Linked DNA regions of Homo sapiens: all the other regions are linked to region 1. The links are chromatin loops, found by intact Hi-C in ENCODE. Cell type or tissue: B cell. All regions are shown on one strand. Each heading gives the region's core, and the rest is flanking DNA. Links, peaks and the distances in the headings are about the cores only.

Region 1 (7,917 bases), core at 1,085-6,084:
ACCCAATAAATGCAAACAAGACTTTATTTCCAGGGCACTCAATGCTCCCTGACTATACTTCTTGTAATGTATACCTCCAATTTTGTTTTTCTTTTAAAAAGTCATTCTGGCTATTGCAGATCCTTCCTATTTCCAAATGAACTTTAGCGTCAGGTTGCAAATTGCTTCACAAAAGCCTGATGGTAGTTTCAATGGAATTGCATTGGATTTATAGATCAATTTGGGGAGAACTGACATCCTAACATTATTAAATCTTCTGATTCATGAACACAGTGTATCTTCATTTATTTAGGTCTTTTTATTTTCTCTCAGCAATTTTTTGTAGTTATCACTGTAACTTTTTATCTTATTGAGTGCTGGAAGGTTTTGTATGCCTATAAATATTCTTGAGCTGTGTTTTGGGTCTCAGCTAAGTTACTGGAAACATTCAATCCTTTCAGATCTTACTTTTAAGCTTTGTTTGACAGGTCCAGAGGAGTGTTTAGTGTAAGACTGTTTTTGAACCCTTCCTGAGGCAAAACCCTTTTGAGCACTTTACTCACTGCCCCTTAAATTATAAAACTTTTGACTCTAGCTGGTGGTAACATGAAATATTCTGAGCACTGAGTATCATATCCTATCATGGCACTGAGTGTCATATCCTATCATGCTTCCACGTGGTTCTTTCCCTGGCCATGGATAGTTTTCATACATGTATACAGTGATCATTACCCAGTTGAAGACTAAAGGGGTCCCCTGAAGATTTATGGAGCTCTCTTTGTTCTTTAATTTCTTCTCTCGGATTCTCTCCTTTGAACTCTAGCTTCCTTGGCCTTCCTGGACACCTCCTTCCCTCAACTCAGAGACCGCTAGAAGCTGCCTGGGTTTTCTGTTCTTTGTATCATGACTTGGAACCACCTGTCTTCAGGGAGTAAGCTTAGGAAATAATAGGGATCATCTTAAATTTGTTTCCTGTTATGCAGGGGTCATTATCATTATCTGATAACCGAGGTATAAAAATTCATTGTTTCATATATTTTGTCTGATTCTTTACTTATTCCAGACAGGAGGATAAACCCAGTTGCTGTTACTCCATCTTGGCTGGAAGCAGAACCCTTCACATAAACCCAGTTGCTGTTACTCCATCTTGGCTGGAAGCAGAACCCTTCACATTATCCCTTGAAGGATAATATGTATGGTATGTGTCCATGGCACAAAGTCTATGATTTAATTTAAATTAACTTTCAGGTATGGCACGAGGCAGGGGTCATGGATAATTTTTTTTCTCTCAATGATATCAGCTTTCATTTTCATTGTTGGAAAGATTTTTCTTTCCCCATTGAAGTGCACTGGCACTGTTTAAAATCAATTGACTTTATATATGTGGATATATTTCTTAACCCTCTATTTGTTCCATTTTTGTCTAACTTCGTGTAATATACTATTTTACTATAACTTTATAACTCTTGAAAACCTGTAGTATATGTCATTTAAATATTTGCTTATTTTTTTCAAGATTGTTTTGGCTCTAGCCTTTTTCATTTCCATATAAATTGCAAAATTATTTTCCCAATTTCTAGAAAATAATCTTCTTGGATTTTGATCATAAACGCATTTAATGTGTAGATAAATATTGATAGACATAGACTTAAAAAGTTGACATTTTAGCAATATTGGGTCTTCTAATCCATTAATATGGTACATAATCTCCATTAATTTGGATCTTCTTTAATTTCTCTCAGTAATGTTATATAGTTTTCATTGTAGATGTCTGGAAATTGTATGTTGTCTGGGAATACAGCTTTATTTCTTTCATTGAAATCATTATGCCTTTATTTCTTTTTCTTGCCTTATTGCACTTGTTAAGACCTCCAGTATAATACTGAATAGACATAGTGAGAGCAAATATCCTTGCCTCCTTCCAATCTTAAGGAAAAATCAATTTTTCACTATTGAAAATGATGTTAGCTGGAGATAGTTCACAGATGTCCTTCATCAGATGAAAAAGTTCCTCTCTATTCATAAGTATTGTTTGTTTTCAAAGAATAATCGATTCATGTCACAGACTCAAACCACTGCAAAATTTGATATTACATGCTTAAATTTATTAACTTTTTAAACTTCTTTGCTTTACATTGTCAGCACTGATAACTTTTCTGTGGTTCTTAGCTGTGCTATTAAGGCCACAGATATGAATGGTGAACTTTTGGCTAGACTCATGCTGAGAGTTTTGCTAATGTATGCTAACTTGACAACTTGACCGTTAAGATTTTACCAACAAAATTAGAAATGACTAGATGTAATCTATTTTCAGGGTTCTAGAAAATAACTGAAATTGGCTTTGTCAAATCTAAGGTCTTCTTTAATCTCTCCTGACTTTTAGTTCTATCTTTCCTATCCCTTTCATTTACAACGGTTTTGGGAGATTTGGAATTTAGCAATTCAATTCTTTCTAAACTACTTTCTTAATTTTATTGCCAACTTTAAAAAATAAAAAATTGTTGGTGGAAAGCTTAATAAATCTGATCATTTATATGTACATTTTCTTTGTTACTGACATAAAACACACATACTGAAAAGTGCATAAATAAGCATATGCCTTCATGTTTTTTTTTTTTTTTCTTTTTTAGATGGAGTCTCGCTCTGTTGCCCAGGCTGGAGCGCAATGGCACAATCTCGGCTCACTGCAACCTCCACCTCCTGGGTTCAAGTGATTCTCCTGCCTCAGCCTCCTAAGTAGCTGGGATTACAGGCACCCGCCATCACGCCCGGCTAATTTTTGTATTTTTAGTAGAGATGGGGTTTCACCATGTTGGCCAGGCTAGTCTCGAACTCCTGACCTCGAGTGATGCACTGCCTCAGGCTCCCAAAGTGCTGGGATTACAGGTGCGAGCCACCACGCCCAGCCTGCCTTCATGAATTTTTGAACACACCCAGAAAGAGCAGAAGACAGAACATTTCTGGTACACCAGAAGATGTGTTGTTTTCCCTTTCCAGGCAACCCCAATGGTAACTCCTAGTGGTGTGATGGAGCTAGCCTACACCAGCTCTTGGGAGCTGATAAATTTTCAGGAATCTCTTGTGAGGCATTCAGATTTTACTGGAAAATTAGAAATAATTAGATATAATGAATTTTCAGAGTTTTAGAAAATAGTTGAAATCTACTAAGTCAAATCTAAGGTCTCCTTTAAACCTCCTGGTTTTTAGTTTTAGTTCCATCTTTCCTATTCCTTTCATTTACACACAGGCATTATTAACAGTTAAATTGTATCAATTAATATTTTAAAATATTAAAAACATTTTACTTCGTTCAACTTAAAGACAAAATTAATATATTTCTTGAGGTCAAATTATCTAAAAAACTCTACCTTGTAAAATTGCATCTTAAAGCAGTGCGTGGAAACTGATGGCAAGAAACCACTTAAGTGTCACAACTCTGCTTCAAGTTAATTCCTAGTCCATTTGATTTTGTTTTGCTTTTAAGATCACGAAGCTGGTGTACACTTCCGTGCGAGCTTAGAGTGGTAATGAACTCCACAATACACTGAAAAGAGCTTGAGGAGACAGCAGATGAAGGACTGGGGCTCTGGTTTTGTAGCTGAAGCCCAGGTTCTCAAAGGTCCTACCAGGCCTGTACTTTATTTCTCCTCCGCGGGCCTCTAGGCCAAATGCCTGGATGAATCTGCGCTCAGGGGGCGTCCTGGAATTACACTTGGGAGAGAATAAGAAAGGAGGAGGCCGATGTGCCCATGGACATTATTAACCTTCCGGCAAATCCCCACAGCCGCCAAACTGCGTCTCCTCTTCCGCTCTCGGCGCGCAGCTCACGCTCGCAGCGTCAGCGACGCCGGCGGCGCCAAGGCGTCGTGGCGTCGGGCGCCTGGGACGTGGCTTCAACGGCCCCATCCGGCGCCGGCGGCGGGTGCCCGGCGGTCTTTGCTGCCGCCCGGGGGCGCAGAGGCCGGGCCTTTTCTTTCAGCACAAACGTCAGTTTGTAAAAGGGAGGTGCTGGAGTCTGAGGAGTTTTCAGGCTTCCGTCTCGAAGGAAGTCTGGCAGGCTCGGAATTGTCATCTTCCTCAGGCAAATAGTTTTTCACCTTAGAGCCAGCAAGGCCAAACCGCCCAGTCACCCGACTTCCCACAGTCTCAGCAGGTACACAGGGCGGGGAGCCTCGGGAGCGGCTCCCTTAGCAGGACCTGAGGGTTTCGGGAGAGTCCTGGCTTTGCACTTAGTTTTCCCGCTGCCTGGCTGCCTCCGTGGCGGTTGTGCTGCTTTTTATGCAGGATGTAGGATCGAAGGCAAATCATCCTTTCCCTACGTCCCCTGCCAACCCCTGCCGCTCTCCTCTATTTTGTACACTTTATCATTAAAGGATTTGAAATGAATGTAAGTTAATCCTTGAAGGATGAAACCAGAAAACATTTGTCGTGGTGGCGGAAAGGGACGGATGCACTTGGGCGAAGTAATGCTGACATCCACTTCCTAGCATTGTTAGGAGGGATAAATGAATTAAATATGTAAAGTCCTTAAATATTTGCTTGCTAATACGAGTATTCATTGCGTGTGACTATTTTTGTATTTATGTGAACTTCATCGGAGCATTTGTCAGGTTCTTTTTTTTTGCACCAAGTGAGCGTTGCCTGCCTGCCTGCCTGCCTGCCTCCCTCCCTCCCTCCCTTCCTTCCTTCCCCTCTTCCCTTCCTCCCTCCCTCCCTCCCTCCCTCCCTCCCTCACACTTTTTTGGGGAGAGAGGACACAATGCAATCCATAACAGCATATACACTTGTTCTTTTTTCCATCGAACTTTCCTCTTGACCATGTTTTCTTCTAGTAATACTGTATTTCTTTACTCCCTTTTATAGTAAAATTTCTCTACAGTGCTTATATTCAATTCATTGTTCCTACTTCCTCTCTTTTGAACGGTAAGTCAGATATTTACCTCGATCATTCTACTGAAATTGTTGCCGTTCTTCAGGTTACAAATGACCTACCTCCATGTTGCCAAATCCAGTGTCAGCTTAGTCTTCATTTTACTTGACTCAGCATTTGACGTAGTTCATCACTCGGTCCTTGGTGATATTTTCTTTTCCTTGCTTTCTATGTATATATAACCTTTTGGTTTTACTTATTGGCTCATTGGCCACTCTTCTTACGTCCTGTTTCCTGGTCCTGATGGTTTTGATGGAATTTTTGATGTTTGCTTGGACCTGAAGGTTTTGATGGAGTTTCTTTGGCAATGTAATTTATTCAGAATTCTTTTGAGGCTTTTCAATTTTGTAAATTTAATCTTGGTTTCTGCATCATTTTGCTTGTATCATTAATTTTTACTGAAAGCATCGTGTCACAATCGGCATGAGAAAAATGTAAAAGGGAGCAGGGCGCACAGTGGCTCAGGCGTGTAATCCCAGCACTTTGGGAGGCTGAGGTGGGAGGATCACCTGAGGTCAGAAGTTCGAGACCAGCTTGGCCAACGTGGTGAAACCCTGTCACTATTAAAAATACAAAAATTAGCCGGACGTGGCAGTGGGCACCTGTAATCCCAGCTACTTGGGAGGCTGAGGCAGGAGAATCGCTTGAACCTGGGAGGCAAAGTTTGCAGTGAGCAAGATTGTGCCATTGTACTCCAGCCTGGGCGACAAGAGCGAAACTCTGTCTCAAAAAAACGAAAAATGTAAAAGGGAATATTTTGCAGGGGCTTTGGTTCAAGTTCTATAATGTGTTTATTTACTATTATCATCAGTAATTTCCAAGAGAGCATTGTGTTCTTCCTTCAAATGGATTTTTAGTGACAAGTTATTTTTGCAAAGTCATATTTGATTATGATTTAAAAATTATGCTTGGCAACTATGCATTCAGTTAACTATAGTGTTAACTATAGTGTTTCATCGAAACAAAAAAGCAGTTGTATAATTCTTGGATGAAATAAACATTTTCAGTGCTATTAAGATATTTTCGTTCTATTGTTCACAACCTAGTTTAGAATTTTTATTTTTGAGAATTTTCTGTTTGTGCTTGTCAGACATATTTAAGGGCATGTATCCCTGGCCCCATATATATTATATATTTTTAATTTTAATTTTTTATGAGTAGTCTCTTACACATATATATGATTCTTTTCCAGCGGGGTGTCATCTACTTGTTAAAATCCTAATAAATGTTCACATATTGAAATATCTGCATTTTGGAAATCCATAATTACATCAACAATTGTTATCTGCTGTCCATATGTCCAAAATAATTGAGAAATTATTAGTTTTTAAAACTTTATTCAAAGTGGTTTTATTTATAACATCTGTAAGTTTTATTATTTGTTTTTATATTTTATTCTCTAAAATAGTATGTTATACTATTTGGTATTGATATTTATGTTTTGCATAAATGTGCTAACAGGATACCATCAACTTTTGCCATGGTTTCTGGCAAATAAAAAAAATCCTATTATTGGTCTCTTCATATATATCGGATGATCTTCTGAACATTAGATACTGCTTCTCCAAAAATTGAATCATGTTTATTGTTATTAACAAATATATAGGCCTTTATTTTCTCATTTTCAGTAGAATTGCTAATTATTTATATTTTTTTCAAACCTGATACTAGCTTTTAATACTTATCACTATTGATGTGTATTTTATTAATGTTCAGGAATATGTGATAAATGCTGCTGATCTTTGCATTATTTTTTATTCTTCAGCTGGATTATTCCTCCACTGATTTTATTCTTTGCATCAGTTTTTATTCTTCAGCAGTATTATTTTGTGATTACTCGTGTTGTTTTATCTGTTATATTTTTCATTTTTTAATATCTTCACTTGGGTCTTAAAAATTCCTCTTATACCTGTTTCATATGGCTGATATTCTCTTTCTGTGTGTTTATGTATTTTTAGTCTCTCTGTTTTAATGATTCTACAACTAAAACATGTTTTTTAGTTTATTATTTTTATATTTATTTATTTATTTGAGATGGAGTCTTACTCCATCCCCCAGGCTGGAGTGCAGTGGTGCAGTCTCTGCTCACTGCAACCTCTACCTCCGAGTTCAAGCGATTCTCCTGCCTCAGCCTCCCGAGTAGCTGAGACTACAGGTGCCCACCACCACGCCTGGATAATTTTTTGTATTTTTAATAGAGACAGGGTTTTACCATATTGGCCAGGCTGGTCTCGAACTCCTGACCTTGGGATCCACCCGCCTCTGCCTCCCAAAGTACTGGGATTACAGGCGTGAGCCAATGCGCCTGGCCTATTTTTTATTTTTTAATGGTTTTTTTTTCCGTTGTCAAGTTGTTTTGGCCTGTGAGCTCATATACCCCTGGGGGTGTCCCCTGTTTGTCTGGTAATCTATTATTAGGAAATGATCAAAAGCCAGTTCTCAGCCTGTGTTCCTCCTGGAAGTTAGGGAAAGTATGTGGGTGTATTTGTTTTCGAAGTGCTAAATATTTCCTGTGGTCTGAATGCTTGTGTCATCCCCAAATTCGCATGTTGAAATTGGGACCCAATTCAACATATGGTAGAATTAGGAGGTGGGGCCTTTAGGAGGTGATTAGGTTATGAGTGCAGCACCCTCATAAATGGGACTACTGCCCTTATAAAAGAGGTCTGAAAAAGCTCCCTTGCTCCTTCCATCATGTGAGGACACAGAGAGTAGGCAACATTTATTTAGCGTCTGGGCTTTCATCAGACACCAACTCTGCTGGTGCCTTGTCGTTGGACTTTCCAATCTCCAGAACTGTGAGAAATAAATGTTTCTTGTTTATAAGCTATGCAATTTATAGTGTTTTGTTATAGCAGCCTCAACAGACTAAGACACTAGTGCTGCTGTAACAAAGTACCACAAAGTGGGTGGCTTAGAACAACAGAAATTTATTCTTTCATGGTTCTGGAGGCCAGAAAACTGAAATCAAGGTTTCAGCAAAACCATGTTCCCTGCTAAGGGCTCTA
Region 2 (7,917 bases), core at 1,329-6,328, 560 kb after region 1:
CCGGCTACTTTTATTTTTTTAGAGATGGGGGTCTCACTCTGTCGCTCAGGCTGGAGTGCAGTGGCTGGATCATAGCTCACCGCAGCCTTCAACTCCTGGGCTCAAGGGATCTTCCTGCTTCAGCCTCCTGAGTAGCTTGGATTACAGAGGCATGCCACCAAGCCCGGCTAATTTTTAAAAAGTTTTACTTTTTGTAGACGGGGACTCACTTTGTTGCCCAGGCTGGTCTCAAAACTACTGTTTCACGTGATGCATTATTTTTTAACCTACAGCAGTGCTTCAAAGTCACAGAGATTTTTGTCCTAGATCATTAGCTAAACTGCTTCTATTTAGAATTTTTTGTTGTTGTTTTCTTAAAAAAAAAAATCTAGAAATAAAGGTAGGAACGTTTCTTTCCCCCCAAGGTTGAGAACAGTCTCTTTCATCTGTTTTCCAGAATTTTAATAACTGCTTCACAGCCTCTCCTGCGGGTTAGATGTCCTGAGTGTGCTGATGTTTGCAACACTTCCCTTTTCTGCTGTTTGAATCATCTGCAACTTCACAGGGTTAGTAATAAAGTCGGCTGACGGGCAGATCTCATCCTGACCCTGGCAATAGTCACTCTTACCTAAGGCAACTGACTCAGGCTTCTCCTGGGCTCTTTTTTTCACCCCACTAGGCAGATTTCTCTCTATATATGGTAATAATGCTCCCAAGCAGAGGCCGCTGGCTTCCCCAGGAAAACTGGAAAGTGAAATCACATACCAGAGACTTTGTGGTACTGTGGCCACGGTCGTTTTTCTGCTACTAAGGGTGAAAGTCGATTATTAAAGCAATTGCATCTTCCAAGAGCGATTTTCCCGCATCCCTCCGGGCTTGGGGGCTGCAGGGACCCAGCCGGCACACTCCGCACGCCCTGCGGATGACTCACTGCGTTTGCACTGCCGCAGGCGGGCTCGGTGGTGGTGGTGACGCGGCCCGGCAGCCCGGGAACGCAGGCGGGCTGCACCCTCTGGAAGCCAGCCCGGGTCTCCGCGCTGTCTTTCCCAACATCAAAAATGCTGCTCCTATTTGCATAGTGCTTGACCTTAATTGGAGTGCTGTTAGCGCCCGCGATTCTCACCAAAACTTAGTGAAGTGTGGGTCAGTGATCTAGGCCCTTTACTCGTCGGGGAAACTGAGGCTCAGATGAATGTCTTGCCCAAAGTCACACCTAAATTGCACAGCTTAGATGTAAATACATAATTGCAGGGGGAGGCACTGTGCTTATGTCGCTCCATGCTGCGTTTTAGGTTTTCTTTACAAGGGCCAAACACCATCTGCTTTCATGTAATAAACTTCCATTCCACTTTAAATATATAGAAAGCAGCAGAGGAAGTTCAAGGGAGGGCATGAGCAAGCATGTATGGGAGTCCTATTTGTGGAAACATCACTCCAAATCAGTTAGTTTTTTTCCTAGTGAAGTTGATCAAAAGAAAGCCCAAGTTATTCAGAATGCTGAGATTTAAGGAAATGTGTAAAAATATTTATTTCTATCTTTTTAATGTGATCTCATTAGCTTTAAATAGCTGGTCTTCCTTGCTTTTTTGGGAGAGGAAAACAACGTATCTTCAAAACAGTTACCTAAAAATAGTAGAAGCTTTACCAAGGGAGCCAGGCGTGATGGCTCATGGCTGTAATCCCAGCACTTTGGGAGGCAGACGTGGGCACATCACTTGAAGCCAAGAGTTCGAGATCAGCCTGGCCAACTTGGTGAAACCTCATCTCTACTAAAAATAGAAAAATAGGCCGGGCATGGTGGTGTGCACTTGTAATCCCAGCTACTCAGGAGGCTGAGGCGGGAGAATCGCTTGAACTCAGGAGGCTGAGGTTGCAGTGAGCTGAGATGGCGCCGCTGCACTCCAGCCTGGGCCACAGGGCGAGACTCTGTCTCAACAAACAAACAAAAAGAAACTTTACCAAGGGAGTTGTAAATAGAGGTTTGTTTTCAAATTTCATTTTCAAATGCAGCAATATTTATTTTGCTGTCGATATTGTTAGAAAGTGTGTAGGAGAAAACTGAATGTTGTTAGAATATTTAAAAATATGCAGCAGTCTCACAAGCTTCAGTAAGTTTTAAGTTCCTTTGGGTGGGTGTGATAGTTATGACATCAATTGAAGAATACTAACTGTAGAGTATGTTAGACAAAATACACACTCAATGGATGTTGATTAAAACCATTCTTACTCCACTGTTCGAAGCAATTCAATTGTTGTTGTTGTTTTTGTTTGTTTTTGAGATGGAGTCTTGCTCTGTCACCCAGGCTGGAGTGCAGTGGCGCAATCTCAGCTCAATGCAACCTCAGCCTCCGGGGTTCAAGCAATTCTCCTGCCTCAGCCTCCCAAGTAGCTGGAATTACAGGCACACACCACCACGCCGAGCTAATTTTTGTGTTTTTAGTAGAGAGACGATTTCACCATGTTGGCCAGGCTGGTCTTGAACTCCTGATCTCAGGTAATCCTCCTGCCTTGGCCTCCCAAAGTGCTGAGATTACAAGCGTGAGCACCATGCCCAGCTGAAATTCAATATTAGAGTCAGGTTTGAAGCCCACTGTCAGCATCATTGTACTGTTGATTTAAGTATAGTTCTATCCAGAAGAAGAATAAACTAGATGTCTCCGTAAAGTAACTTTTAGTCATGTTTCTCAGCCCTGTCTGGATTGCCAGGGCATTTCTAAAAGGGGCCAGGCACAGTGGCTCTTGCCTGTAATCCTAGCACCTTGGGAGGCCAAGGCAGGAGGATCACTTGAGGCCAGGAGTTGGAGACCATCCCGGGCAACATAGCGAGACCCCGTCTCTAAAATAAAGTAAAAATAGGGCCAGGCGCGGTGGCTCATGCCTGTAATCCCAGCACTTTGGGAGGCCGAGGTGGGCGGATCACCTGAGGTCAGGAGCTTAAGACCAGCCTGGCCAACGTGGTGAAACCCCATCTCTACTAAAAATACAAAAAATTAGCTGGCTGGGCATGTGACGGGCCCCTGTAATCCCAGCTGCTTAGGAGGCTGAGGCAGGAGAATCGCTTGAACTCAGGAGGCCAAGTTTGCAGTGAGCAGAGATTGCGCCATTGCACTCCAGACTGGGCAACAAGGGCAACAAGAGAGAAACTCTGTCTCAAAAAATAAATAAAATAAAATAAAATAAAATAAAATAAAATAAAATAAAATAAAATAAAACAAAATAAAATAAAATAAATAAAATAAAATATAAAATAAAATAAAATAAAATATAAAATAAAATAAAATAAAAAATAAAAATAAAATATAAAATAAAATAAATAAAATAATAAAATAAAATAAAATATAAAATAAAATATAAAATAAAATAAAATAATAAAATAAAATAAGCCAGATGTGGGGTTGTGCGCCTGCAGTCCCAGCTACTGGGGAGTCTGAGCTGAGAGGATCGCTTGAGCCTGGGAGGTTGAGGCTGCAGTGAGCCATGAGCCATGGTCGTGCCACTGTACTCCAGCCTGGGCAACAGAATGAGAATCTGTCTCAAAAAATAATTTTAGAAAAGGGTGGCAAAGGCTGTATGGCCTTTGGGAACAGTCTCATTGCTATTCACCTTGATCATGTCTTCCACCTGCACAATTCCCACTGCCTTTCCCACCGGCACTCCCCTTAACCCTGACTGCAAAAAATTAATGAATGAATTAATTAAAAATTAATACATTATAATCAATATAGTCTCACTTTATAACACTATCATTACCACCTTCATTATCTGTTCCTGCCACTATTTTTCACCTGGACAAAACACAAAGACGTCAATCAAGCAACAAAAAACTCCAAAAAAACCACACAAAAAGCAAAAGTACCCGTACCCCAACTCAGTAGTCTGAAAACCCTTCCGGCATTTTTCAGTGGACTACAGAGCGATATTGGGCATACCAATTGGTGTTTCCTTTTCTAAGTTCAGAAGACAAATAGAAATGTATGAGCCACAGTGCTTAGTTTTTCCATATTGTGGCTCTCATTTTTCCAGCGGGATGCAGAGAAAGTAGTTCTTGTCTGTCACCTAGTGGACAAAAATGGATTTGCGCCTTGCCACTATGCTCTGGTAGCTAAACTTCAGAAACCGCATTGATTCAAATAAAGATTGTTGGATTCTATGAGATGATTCTACTTTCCGAGCTTCAGAGCTCCACAGGTTGAAAAAAAACAAGATGATATAATGCTGAAGACTTGTTGCAAAACAGAACAGGAGTTGATGCAAAATCAAGATGGGAAGAAAACCACACTTACAGAACCACGTAATAAATAGCTGTGCTTGGTGAGGGAATATTATTGTCATTCATATGAGTCAATTGCAATCAGAATACTATGTGGAGCAATGGCTTTAAATGGCCCCATCCTCCAATAAAGCAAAGCAAACAAGAACGTATTGCTGACTTTCAAATGAGCAGAAGTTCTTGTAATCCCCCTGCTAAAAAATTTAAATGAACTTTAACCCAACTCTTTCCCTTGTATCTAGTAAGTCATCTAGTCTTACCAGTTTTTTTCTTACTGCTACTAAGAGTGAGCAATAGATGCTTTTCCATATCAGTTTCCATCTTAGCTCTGACCAGACTACACACTGTCATTAGATTCATCTTCCTTAAACTTGTCACTATTTTTTGAAAATACCCTAGAACTCAATTTCCCTTTCTTTCCAAATACCTCCTCCATCTGATTTCACTGTTACTTTAATCCAGTGTCATCCTACCCTTACATTTTCATTTCCCTGGCCCATTGAAGAAGTGTTGCTCATTGCAGCCTTTGAGTCTTCAGATGGGGTCCTGTCCTTCCCTCCCTTTGCCAGATGAAGCCTTTTCATCCTGTAGGATCCAGCCCAGCTGTTGCCCCTCCATGTCACTCTCCCTTGTCTGAGTAATCCTATGAGGGTTATAGGTTATATTCTATAACTGTGTGCTTGTGCAAATACTTGTCAAATGGTTTACTATTGATACACAGGCTTCAGTCTCATCTTATCCAAAATCTATTGGGAAATATTCCAGGCCAGATACCATTTCTTATCCCTTTTCAAGCCCTCATCGGGGTCTACATGTTTGGGAGCACTGTGAGCTCAGTAAGATACTTGTCGATTGGTTTTCTTTATCAGCTCATAATTCTGCAAGGAAGATGGAGCTGGTATTGTAATTCCTGATTTACAAACGAGGACGCTGAAGCCCAGAGCATTTTCAAGACTTGTTCTTGGGAATGGCAGTGCCAGGACAGGAGCTCTGGGTATTTCCTCCTTGTCTAGTCCCCTTCCTGGTGCACCCCACGGTCATCATACTGATAGAGTGATGCACTAAGCCTGTATTTATTTTCAGATCGATTTCTAGATAACGAGCACAAGCTCATATTGTGAGGAGCAGCTAGACAACAGATGATAATCAGGGTGTGTGCTTATGCAGCCTGGGTGGCAATTTCAGTTCTTTCTGGGTGGCGATGCCACACTTTCAGCCCACACCCATTTGTCCTTTTTGAAAACCACAAACGAGTGCTTGGGCATGTATGACATTCTCCGGCACAGCCCTCTGCACTCATCCAAATACCTGAACTGGCTTGTTTACTCCTTTAAACCACAGTGGCTCCAACTGCTTCCTGCCCTCCTAGCCTGCTGGAAGGTCTCCTGTGGTTTTGGAGCTCACAGGCACATGAGGAATAATTAAAAACCACTGCCATGCGAAAGGGTGTTTTAACGAGTTGTCAGTGAATGACCGGAGTCGGGAAGAATTTCTAGGTAGTTCCTCCTCTGGCCACAGGATGGATTCATTTTCCATCTGGAATTGCACCATGAAGCCTCCTTGGATGCTTTTGTTCTTCCATGCCTGGCTTGGGCCCTGAGGCTTGGGTGTGCTGGGCAGGAGCACAGGGTAGTAAAATGAAAATATCATGTCTACACTCAGGGAGTTCAGAGGGATGGCCTTGATGAAATCAGTCCATTAAATACCTAGAAAATAGATGTTAACAAGATTGTTATGCAATGCTACTGATTTAGAATGATCGTGTGTATTAATCAAACAAAAGCAGTAGAGAGAGGCATAAATTGATTGTTTAAGGAAAATCTAAATGCATAGTTGTAACAAGTGACTTTTATTTTTTCTTTCTGCTTTGAGACAGGGTCTTGCTCTGTCGCCCAGGCTAGAGTACAGTGTCTCTATCACAGTTCACTGTAGCCTTTATCTCCTTGGCTCAGGTGATCCTCCTGCCTCAGCCTCCTGAGTAGCTGGGACTACAGGTGTGCACCACCACACCTGGTTGATTTTGTACTTTTTGTAGAGGTGGGAGTCTCACTTTGTTGTCCAGGCTTGTCTCAAACTCTTGGGCTCAAGCTAGCCTCCTGACTCGACCTCCCAAAGTGCTGGGATTATAAGCCAGCCAGAAATGACTTTTATAATTGCACCTAGAAGTGTCATGAAATGCAATATTAGTACTTCTATTTTATGATAATACTATTGACATATAAAGAAGATTGATTTTAAAATTTACAAGAAAAAAAAAACCCCATTAAAAAGTGGGCAAAGGACATGAACAGACACTCCTCAAAAGAAGACATACATACGGCAAAAACATATGAGAAAAAGCTCAACATCACTGATCATTAGAGAAACGCAAATTGAAACCACAATAAGATACCATCTCATGCCAGTCAGAGTGGCTATTATTACAAAGCAAAAAACTAACAAACAAACAAACAACAGATGCTGGCAAGATTGGAAAGAAAAAGGAATGCTTTTACATTATTGGTGGGAATGTAAATTATTTCAACCATTGTGGAAGACAGTGTGGTGATTCCTCAAAGACCTAGAGGCAGAAATACCATTTGACCCAGCAATCCCATTACTGGGTATATACCCAAAGGAATATAAATCATTCTATTATAAAGATACATGCACGCGTGTGTTCACTGAAGCCATTCTGTTATAAAGATACATGCACGCGTATGTTCACTGCAGCACTATTCACAATAGCAAAGATATGAAATCAATCTAAATGCCCATCAGTGATAGACTGGATAAAGAAAATGTGGCACATAGCCCCATGGAATATATGCAGCCATGAAAAGGAACAAGATCATGTCCTTTGCAGGGACATGGATAGAGTTGGGAGCTGCTATCCTCAGCAAACTAATGCAGGAACAGAAAAGCAAACACTGCATGTTCTCACTTAAAAGTGGAAGCTGAATGATAAGAACACATGGACACATAGCAGGCAACAACATACACTGGGGCCTGGCACGGGGGTGCAGGGGGAAGGAGAGCATTAGGAAGAATAGCTAATGGGTGCTGAGCTTCATACCTAGGGGATGGGATGGTCCGTGCAGCTACCATGGCACAGGTTTACCCATGTAACAAACCTGCACATCCTGCACATGTACCCCTGAACTTAAAAGTTGAAGAAAAAAGAAAGAATATTGGTTTTCGACCAAGTTATTAAAAAGTTTCATGATAAAAGTGGCAAGAGATTTTAAAATGAGAATTGAAACCAACTAGGAACTTGCCATGTAATGTACCAGATGCAGAGGACTCAAGAAGAGCCCAGAATTATTCCCACTGGGAACTGCCCAGATGGTGACGACAACACCAAGTACAACTGCAAACCTCGTGTTCTTCTGTTCTCCCAGCAGGCCGGTGGGAGGGAAGACCAGCTATTCAGAGCCCTCTTTTGTAGGCTTAGAAAGTCAAATGTCTCCCCAACCCCACATTCTTCATAGCTTGGTGGTTGTGGTGAGGGTGGGTGGGTGCCAGTTCTGAAGCCAAGGCCGTGTGACTTCACTATCCACTGAATATTCATACACCAGTGTGTTAAGATACAAACTCCAGGCCGGGTGTGGTGGCTCATGCCTGTAATCCCAGCACTTTGGGAGGCCGAGGTGGATGGATCACGAGGTCAGAAGTTCAAGACCAGCCTG
Region 3 (7,917 bases), core at 1,329-6,328, 260 kb before region 1:
TTTAGCCTGGGTGACGGAGTAAGACTCTGTCTCAAAAAAAAAAAAAAAAAAAATCAAGATTGAGGATGGGCACCTAGATTCTGTGTTGGGTTCTCAATTTTGGTTGCCATGGCTGGTTGCTAAGAGAATATGCGTATGTGACCATCCTCTCCCAGTAAACCTTGCACCCTGATACTCCAGTGGGTTTCCCTGGATAGAGATATTCCACACACGTTCCTGTAGTGTAGTTTTGCTGCCAGAAAAAGAAAGCACTCCTGTGGTCTCGGACAGGGAAGGACATCCGAAGCCTGTGTGAGACCTCTCTGGACTCCTCCATTGCATGTCTATTTCCTGCTTGCTTTTATTCTGTATCATTGGCTGTAATAAATCTGAGCCATGAGTATAATTTCCTATTGAGTCTTGGAGCTCTCTAGCAAGTTACTAAATTTAGGGAAGTGGTGTGCCTCAGCATATCCCCCTAAATCTCTGTCTTAGCTGTAGAGAGAACAGTAATACTTTTCCTGGTTTCTCCTACAACCCTAACTTGACAAAAATTAAGTCCCTACTCCAGTTTTGAGACCACTAATTTCTCTAAACCTGTTCTTTAAAAAAATTTCTTTAAGGCAACATTTTTAGCTCTGAGATTTAAGTTAAGTGGAGCTGCTGATACAGCTCCAATGAGTGAAGGAACACCAGGTTCTTCCTCTCAAGTTGAATTAGAAAAAACGGCAGGGACACACGTGGAGTAGTTTTAATGACTGGAGAGTTTAATAGGCAAGAAGGAAGGGAGAAGACAGAAGGAAGACCCTCCCCCATACAGAGACAGAGGGAGGGGGGCCTCTAAAGCCAAAAGAGGAAACCCCACCTGCCACGGATACCAGCCAGGTATATATACAGAGGCTGGAGGAGGTGGTGTCTGATTTACATAGGGCTCAGGGGATTGGTTTGGCCAGGCATGTCATTCACGTAGCCCGTGAAAAAGCTGGCTCTCCCACCCTAGCTTTTTAATATGCAAATACAGGGTGCCATGATGTTCTACACATGTGGGGATATGCGGGGGCGGCCATATTGCCAGGAACATGTGGGGCAAGGGCAAGAAGGCTGCAGGAATGGCCATGTTTGGGTGGACCCAGTTTCTAATGGCCATCATTTGCTTATCAAAGGTTGCCAGCCTGGCTCTAAGAGCTGGGGCTTTACAAGAAACTTTTCCAGAGATGCTTTAAAAAACGAAAACTTCCAAAGGACCCCTTTTGTCTCTATCTGACTAAAATAATTTCTTTTCTTGTTTTTTTGTTATTTGGTTTTTATTTCATAATCATAAACTTAACTCTGCAATCCAGCTAGGCATGGGAGGGAACAAGGAAAACATGGAACTGCAGCAAGAGCACAAAGATTCTAGGATACTGCGAGCAAATGGGGTGGAAGGGTGTTCTCCTGAACTACAGAAGGAATGGTCTGGTGGTTAAGATAAAACACAAGTCAAACTTATTCGAGTTGTCCACAGTCAGCAATGGTGATCTTCTTGCTGGTCTTGCCATTCCTGGACCCAAAGCGCTCCATGGCCTCCATAATATTCATGCCTTCTTTCACTTTGCCAAAGACCACATGCTTGCCATCCAACCACTCAGTCTTGGCAGTGCAGATGAAAAACTGGGAACCATTTGTGTTGGGTCCAGCATTTGCCATGGACAAGATGCCAGGACCTGTATGCTTTAGGATGAAGTTCTCATCTTCAAATTTCTCCCCATAGATGGACTTGCCACCAGTGCCATTATGGCGTGTGAAGTCACGACCCTGATACATAAACCCTGGAATAATTCTGTGAAAGCAGGAACCCTTATAACTAAATCCTTTCTCTCCAGTGCTCAGAGCACGAAAATTTTCTGCTGTCTTTGGGAACTTGTCTGCAAACAGCTAAAAGGAGACGCGGCCCAAGGGCTCGCCGTCGATGGCAATGTCGAAGAACACGGTGGGGTTGACCATGCCTAATAATACAAGGTTTTCCTCGGCAGCAGCGTCTGTCTGGCTCCATCACCAAGGCTGGAGTGCAGTGGCACAATCTCGGCTCACTGCAACCTCCACCTCTCGGGTTCAAGCAATTCTGCTGTCTCAGCCTCCCGAATAGCTGTGACTAAAGATGCCTGCCACCATGCTCAGCTAATTTTGTATTTTTCAGTAGAGATGGGGTTTCACCTTGTTGGTCAGGCTGGTCTGGAACTCCTGACCTCCAGTGATCCACCTGCCTCGGCCTCCCAAAGAGCAGGGATTATAGGCTGTGAGCCACCGCACCCAGCCAATAATTTCTTAATAACTCCTACAACACTGCCAGATAAAAAGAACCAAATAAATGAAAATAAGAAATGACAAAATAGGCCAGGCATGGTGGCTCATGCCTGTAATCTCAGCACTTTGGGATGCCGAGGTGGGTGGATCACTGGAAGCCAGGAGTTGTAGACCAGCCTGGCCAACATGGTGAAACCCCGTCTCTACTTTAAAAAAAAAAAAAAAAATTAGCTGGGCGTGGTGGTGGGCACCTGTAATCCCAGCTACTCTGTAGACAGAGGGAGGAGAATCACTTGAACCCAGGAGGTGGAGGTTGCCGTGAGCCAAGATCTTGCCACTGCACTCCAGCCTGGGTGACAGAGCAAGACTCTGTCTAAAAAAAAAAAAAAAAAAAATAGGAAATGACAAAACAGACAAGGAAGGAAGAAAAGATGCAGCAAAGCCTCTTTGGAGGTCAAAGTTCCATCTGATAAGTCTCCATATTCCCATGCTGTTCACTTTTTGGACACTGGGTGTCTTTATCCAGAAAGCAGAAAAAATTCTACCAGGAAAAGAGCATGCTTGAATAGTGTAAGTAAATGAATAAAAAAAAAAAAAGGCACCCAACACTACTAGCCTTTGACAAGGTTCTGAAAGTAAGTCAGAAAAGGAGGCGTGAGAGTAATTGAGTTGCCTTCATAGGCTTTTGTGTTTGAAATAACTGCAAGAGTATTGATTACCTCCTTCAGTCAACATTCTTGTGAAAGTTCTCATTCTGCATCCCTGCTGGGCGAGAGGCCATTTCTCCCAAGGTAGCTGGGGCATCGTTATTGATGAAGTGGACTTCAAGTGACTAGTTAGGAAAGTCCTCAGGGTTCCTTTCCCAGCCGCCTGGACCCAGGCTTGTGGACAGAGCAGGAGGCAGACCAAAGCCTTTCTTCCTCTTGCCCTCAGAGGAGTGGGGATATTTAGTTTCTTCTGTAGATTGAATGTTTAAGTCCCCTCAAAATTCACATGTCGAAGCTGGGCACAGTGGCTCACACCTGTAATCCCAGCACTTTGGGAGGCCAAGGCAGGCAGATCATCTGAGGTCAGGAGTTCAAAACCAGCCTGGCCAACATGGTGAAACCCTGGCTCTACTGAAAATACAAAAATTCACCCAGCGTGGTGGTGCACGCCTGTAATCCCAGCTACTCGGGAGGCTGAGGCAGGAGAATCACTTGACTCCGGGAGATGAAGGTTGCAGTGAGCAGAGATAGTGCCACTGCACTCTAGCCTGGACAACAGAGCAAGACTGTGTCTAAAAAAAAAAAAAAAAAAAAAAAAAAATTCACATGTTGACACCTAATCCCTAATGTGATTGTATTGTAGGTGTGGAGGTGATAAATTTCTATTTATCTTGCACCTCCCAAAGGTGATTAGGTCATAAAGGTGGAGTCCTCATGAACAGGATGAGTGCTCTTACAGAAGAGGCTTCGTGGACCACAGAGAATGCAAACACTATATGATGTGGTCTCTGTCCCAAAAAGCTTATGATACAGTTATCAGCATCACGGTCACTGTTCTCACTGCTTTCTACGGAGTTCTTACATCCGAGGCAATGTGGGGATCCACTGATTCATGTAACTCACATGATCATGGAAGAAGGTGCCTGATATGTGAGTCCTAGAACTCCTCATTCTGTATTGCTCTCTCTCTTTTAATGAAGCTTCCATTTCTAGACTACTCCTCTCTGGCTTTTCTCCTATTGCATCTCCATGAAATGTTAACAGAAACAACTCTTTTGCTTCTCATCATCAGCTTGTGAGGAGGCATGACAGAAGTGACACATTCATAACAAAGAAGATGGGAGAAGACTAAAAGATGTAAAGAAATAAAGTACCTATTGCAGTGCTTGGCACAGAACAGTTTCTAGAAAAATATTAGTTCCCTTTTTTTTCTTTTGTTTCACTGTGTCTGCACTAATAATTAGTGCCACTAGATGGCAACTTTTGGTCTAAAAACTACCCAGACAATCACTTTCAAATCTTAAAATACTTTTTGGGTTCTCTGTAACTGTATTCCACAGTGACTTTTAATGTAACAAAGTAAGAAAAATCTATTTGGGTTCCAAATAATGGAAAATGTAAATAAGTGAGCAGCAAAGTGCTCTTTGGGCAGAAAAACTGTCTAATGCTATGTCCTGGCCAGAATTTGGCATATAATTCTGCTTAAGAGTATTAATTATTGTGACTACTACTTAAGCACACTGAATGTTAAATTTCTATTTATCTTGCAGGATTCTCAGCATTCCCTGGTGACAATGCTTGTTTCATATTTAGGAGCTCCCCATATTTGCAGCAATCTATTCTTAGAAATAATTTTTTTGGAGAGTTCACTGGCCACAGATCACTCAGATACTGTTCCCCAAGAATTGAAAGGACAGAATCCTCAGCAAGCATTTTTTAAATTATTTACTTTCATTGCTATATAAGAGTTGTATATATTTGCTCAGTAAACTCTTGCAGGAGAATTTAGAGTAACATTTCAGCCTTTTCTCTCAAGTTTGTGATTTTAAAAATGGCTGGAAACATTTATTGAGCACTTATTGTACTGCCAGTTATTATGTTGCATATTATATAATAATCCTATGATAAGTTGGTGGAATTTTTATTTTTTCCAACCAATTTATGTTTATTCCAAAATTGCGAAGTTGGTTAAATATTTGAGAAACAAACAATGTAACTTATGTACTAAGAGAATAAAGGAGGAAAATTGTATAATTTACTCATTAGATACAGGAAAGTCTCCACCAAAATTCAATACTCATTCAAAGTAAAAACTCATTGCAAACTGTGAATAGACGGAAACTTCTGGCTGGGGGCAGTGGCTCATGCCTATAATCCCAGCACTTTGGGAGACCAAGGCAGGTGGATCACCTGAGGTCAGGAGTTCGAGACCAGCCTGGCCAACATGGCAAAACCCCATCTCTACCAAAAATACAAAAAATTAGCTGAGTGTGGTGGTGCACACCTATAATCCCAGATACTCAGGAGTCTGAGGTGGGAGAATGGCTTGAACCAAGCAGGTGGAAGTTGCAGTGAGCCGAGATTGCACCACTACACTCCAGCTTGGGTGACTGGTCTCAAAAAATAATAATAATAAATTTATTAATAATAAAATTAAAAATTAAAAACATCTTTGAATCAAAGGACACTATCAACAGAGTGAAATAATAATAAAATTAAATTTAAAAACAAACTTTAATTTGGTAATGGGTATCTGCAAAAAACCCTACATTAAATCTTACTAATTTTTTGGTAATTAAAGGCAATTTTAATAGAAAACTTGCTATTCTATTATTTTTCCCAATACAGTATTTTTTTTTAATTATGGTAAAATATAATGAACATAAAACTTACCATTTTAGCCATTTTAAGCGGCATTAAGGTACATTCACATTGTTGTACAACCATCATTGCCGTCCATCACCAGACATTTTCATCTTCCCAAACTAAAACTCTGTACCCATTAAACAACAGCTCGATTCCCTCAGTTTCCCAGGCTCTGGAAATCACCATTCTGCTTTCTGTCTCTATGACTTTGTCTACTCCAGGGACCTCATATATGTGGAATCATACAGTATTTTGTGACTAGCTTATTTCACTTAGTCCTGTAGCTTATTTCACATAGGATAATGTCCTCAAATTTCATCCACATTGTAGTATGTGTCAGAATGTACTTCCTTTTTAAGGCTGAATAATATTCCATGGTAGGTATATATCACAATTTGTTTATCTACTCATCCATCAATGGACATTTGGGTTGCTTCTACCTTTTGGTTATTGTGAATAATGGTGCTATGAATATAGGTATACAAATATCTCTCCAAGGCCCTACTTTTGATTATTTTGGGTGTATACTCAGAAAGAAAACTGCCAGATAATGTGGTAGTTCTATTTTCAATTTTTTGAGGAGCCGTCATGCGATTTTCCACAGTGGCCGCACCACTTTACATTTTTACCAGCAGTGTAGGAGGGTTCCACATTCACCATTTCTTGCCAACACTTGTTATTTTTTGCTTTTTGTGTTTGTGATTTTTGTTTGTTTGTTTGTTTTTGAGAGCAGCCATTCTAATATGTATGAGGTGGTATCTCATGAGGTGGTTTCGCTTTGGATTTCCCTAATGATTAGCAATACTGAGCATCTTTTCATGTGCTTATTGGCCATTTGTGTATCTTCTTTGAAGTTCTTTGCCAATTTTTAAATTGGGTTGTTTTGTTGTTGAGTTGTGAGAGTTCTTTATATATTCTAGCTATTAACTCCTTATTAGATATATGATTTGCAAATGCTTTATCCCATTCCATGGGTTTTTGGCTTTTCACTCTGTTGATAGTGTCCTTTGATTCAAATAAGTTTTTAATTTTGATGTAATCCAATTTATGTCTTTTTTATTGTTGTCTGTGTGTTGGTGTTATATCCAAAAAGTCACTGCCAGATCTTATGTCATGAAGATTTTCTTGTATGTTTTCTTCTAAGAGTTTTATAGTTTTAGGTCTTATATTTATGTTTTTGATCTATTTTGAGTTAATTTTGTATATGAGTCCTACTTCATTTTTTTTGTATGTGGATATCCAGTTTTCCCAACATCAATTTTTGAAAAGACTGTCCTTTCTCCATTGAATGGTCTTGTCATCCTTGTTGAAAATCATTTGACCATATATGCAATGGTTTATTTTGGGGCTGTCTACCCCATTCCATTGGTCTATATGTCTTTTTTTTAATGCCAGTACCACACTGTTTTGATTATTGTAGCTTTGTTGAAATCAGGAGGGGGCGAGTCCTCCAGCTTTGTTCTTTTTTAAGATTGTTTTCAGCCAGGTGCGGTGGCTCACACCTGTAATCCCAGCACTTTGGAAGGCCGAGGCAGGCGGATCACGAGGTCAGGAGTTTGAGACCAGCCTGCCCAACATGGTGAAACCCCATCTCTACTAAAAATACAAAAATTAGCTGGGCATGGTGGTGTACACCTGTAATCTCAGCTACTCAGGAGGCCGAGGCAGGGCAATTGCTTGAAACTGGGAGGCGGAGGTTGCAATGAGCCCAGATGGTGCCACTGCACTCCAGCCTGGGTGACAGAGTGAGACTTCATCTCAAAAAAAGGAAAAGACTGTTTTGGCTATTTGGGGTCCCTTGAGATTTCATATTAATTATAATTTTAGTATGGATTTTTCTATTTCTGCAAAAAATATCATTGGGATTTGGATAGGATTTGAACCTGTGGATTGCTTTGCATAGTATAAACATCTTAACAACAGTAAGTCATACATTCTATGGACATGAGACCTTTTTCTATTTATTTGTGCCCTAATTTTATTCACCAATGTTTTATAGTTTTTATTGTACAAGTCTTTCGTCTCCTTGATTAAGCTTATTCTAAGCATTTTATTCTCTTCGATACTATTATAAATAAAATAGTTTTGGCCAGGTGCAGTGGCTCACACCTGTAATCCCTTTGGGATTACAGCCTGTAAACTTTGGGAGGCTGAGGCAAGTGGATCATGAGGTCAAGAGATCAAGGCCATCCTGGCCAACATGGTGAAACCCCGTCTCTACTAAAAATACAAAAATTAGCTGGGCGTGGTGGCACGTGCCTGTAATCCCAGCTACTCTGGAGGCTGAGGCAGGAGAATCACT

What was found. Peaks named below come from ENCODE experiments on the same cell type or tissue, not always from the same donor. Only the 100,000 strongest peaks of a DNase experiment are listed, where the experiment ranks them.
Region 2: a loop joins it to region 1, with 6 times the contacts of the local background. A loop is called at or near these places in 18 of 110 quality-filtered maps.
Region 3: a loop joins it to region 1, with 5 times the contacts of the local background. A loop is called at or near these places in 4 of 110 quality-filtered maps.

What each region holds. Positions count from the first base shown.
Region 1 is chr10:32,442,266-32,450,182 of GRCh38, forward strand. It overlaps CCDC7 (coiled-coil domain containing 7), which reads left to right and starts at 3,875. Exons shown (of 44, transcript NM_001395015.1): 1 at 3,875-4,132. It overlaps LOC101929431 (a long non-coding RNA gene), which reads right to left and starts at 3,791. Exons shown (of 3, transcript NR_120660.1): 1 at 3,348-3,791. RefSeq lists an enhancer at 3,426-3,745 and a silencer at 3,816-4,045. In B cell, for the core only: CTCF peaks have their summits at 3,970 (motif pointing right) and 4,176; DNase peaks (open chromatin) are centred at 3,846 and 4,956; H3K4me3 peaks cover 2,319 bases; H3K27ac peaks cover 2,076 bases.
Region 2 is chr10:33,004,871-33,012,787 of GRCh38, forward strand. All of the region lies in intron 2 of ITGB1-DT (ITGB1 divergent transcript), which reads left to right. Among named protein-coding and RNA genes, the nearest start is that of ITGB1-DT, 26 kb to the left of the region's middle. In B cell, for the core only: CTCF peaks have their summits at 4,026 (motif pointing left) and 4,227; a DNase peak (open chromatin) is centred at 4,041; H3K4me3 peaks cover 596 bases; H3K27ac peaks cover 939 bases; H3K27me3 peaks cover 593 bases.
Region 3 is chr10:32,186,856-32,194,772 of GRCh38, forward strand. It overlaps the pseudogene PPIAP31. Among named protein-coding and RNA genes, the nearest start is that of KIF5B, 130 kb to the left of the region's middle. In B cell, for the core only: CTCF peaks have their summits at 4,238 (motif pointing right) and 4,444; a DNase peak (open chromatin) is centred at 4,216.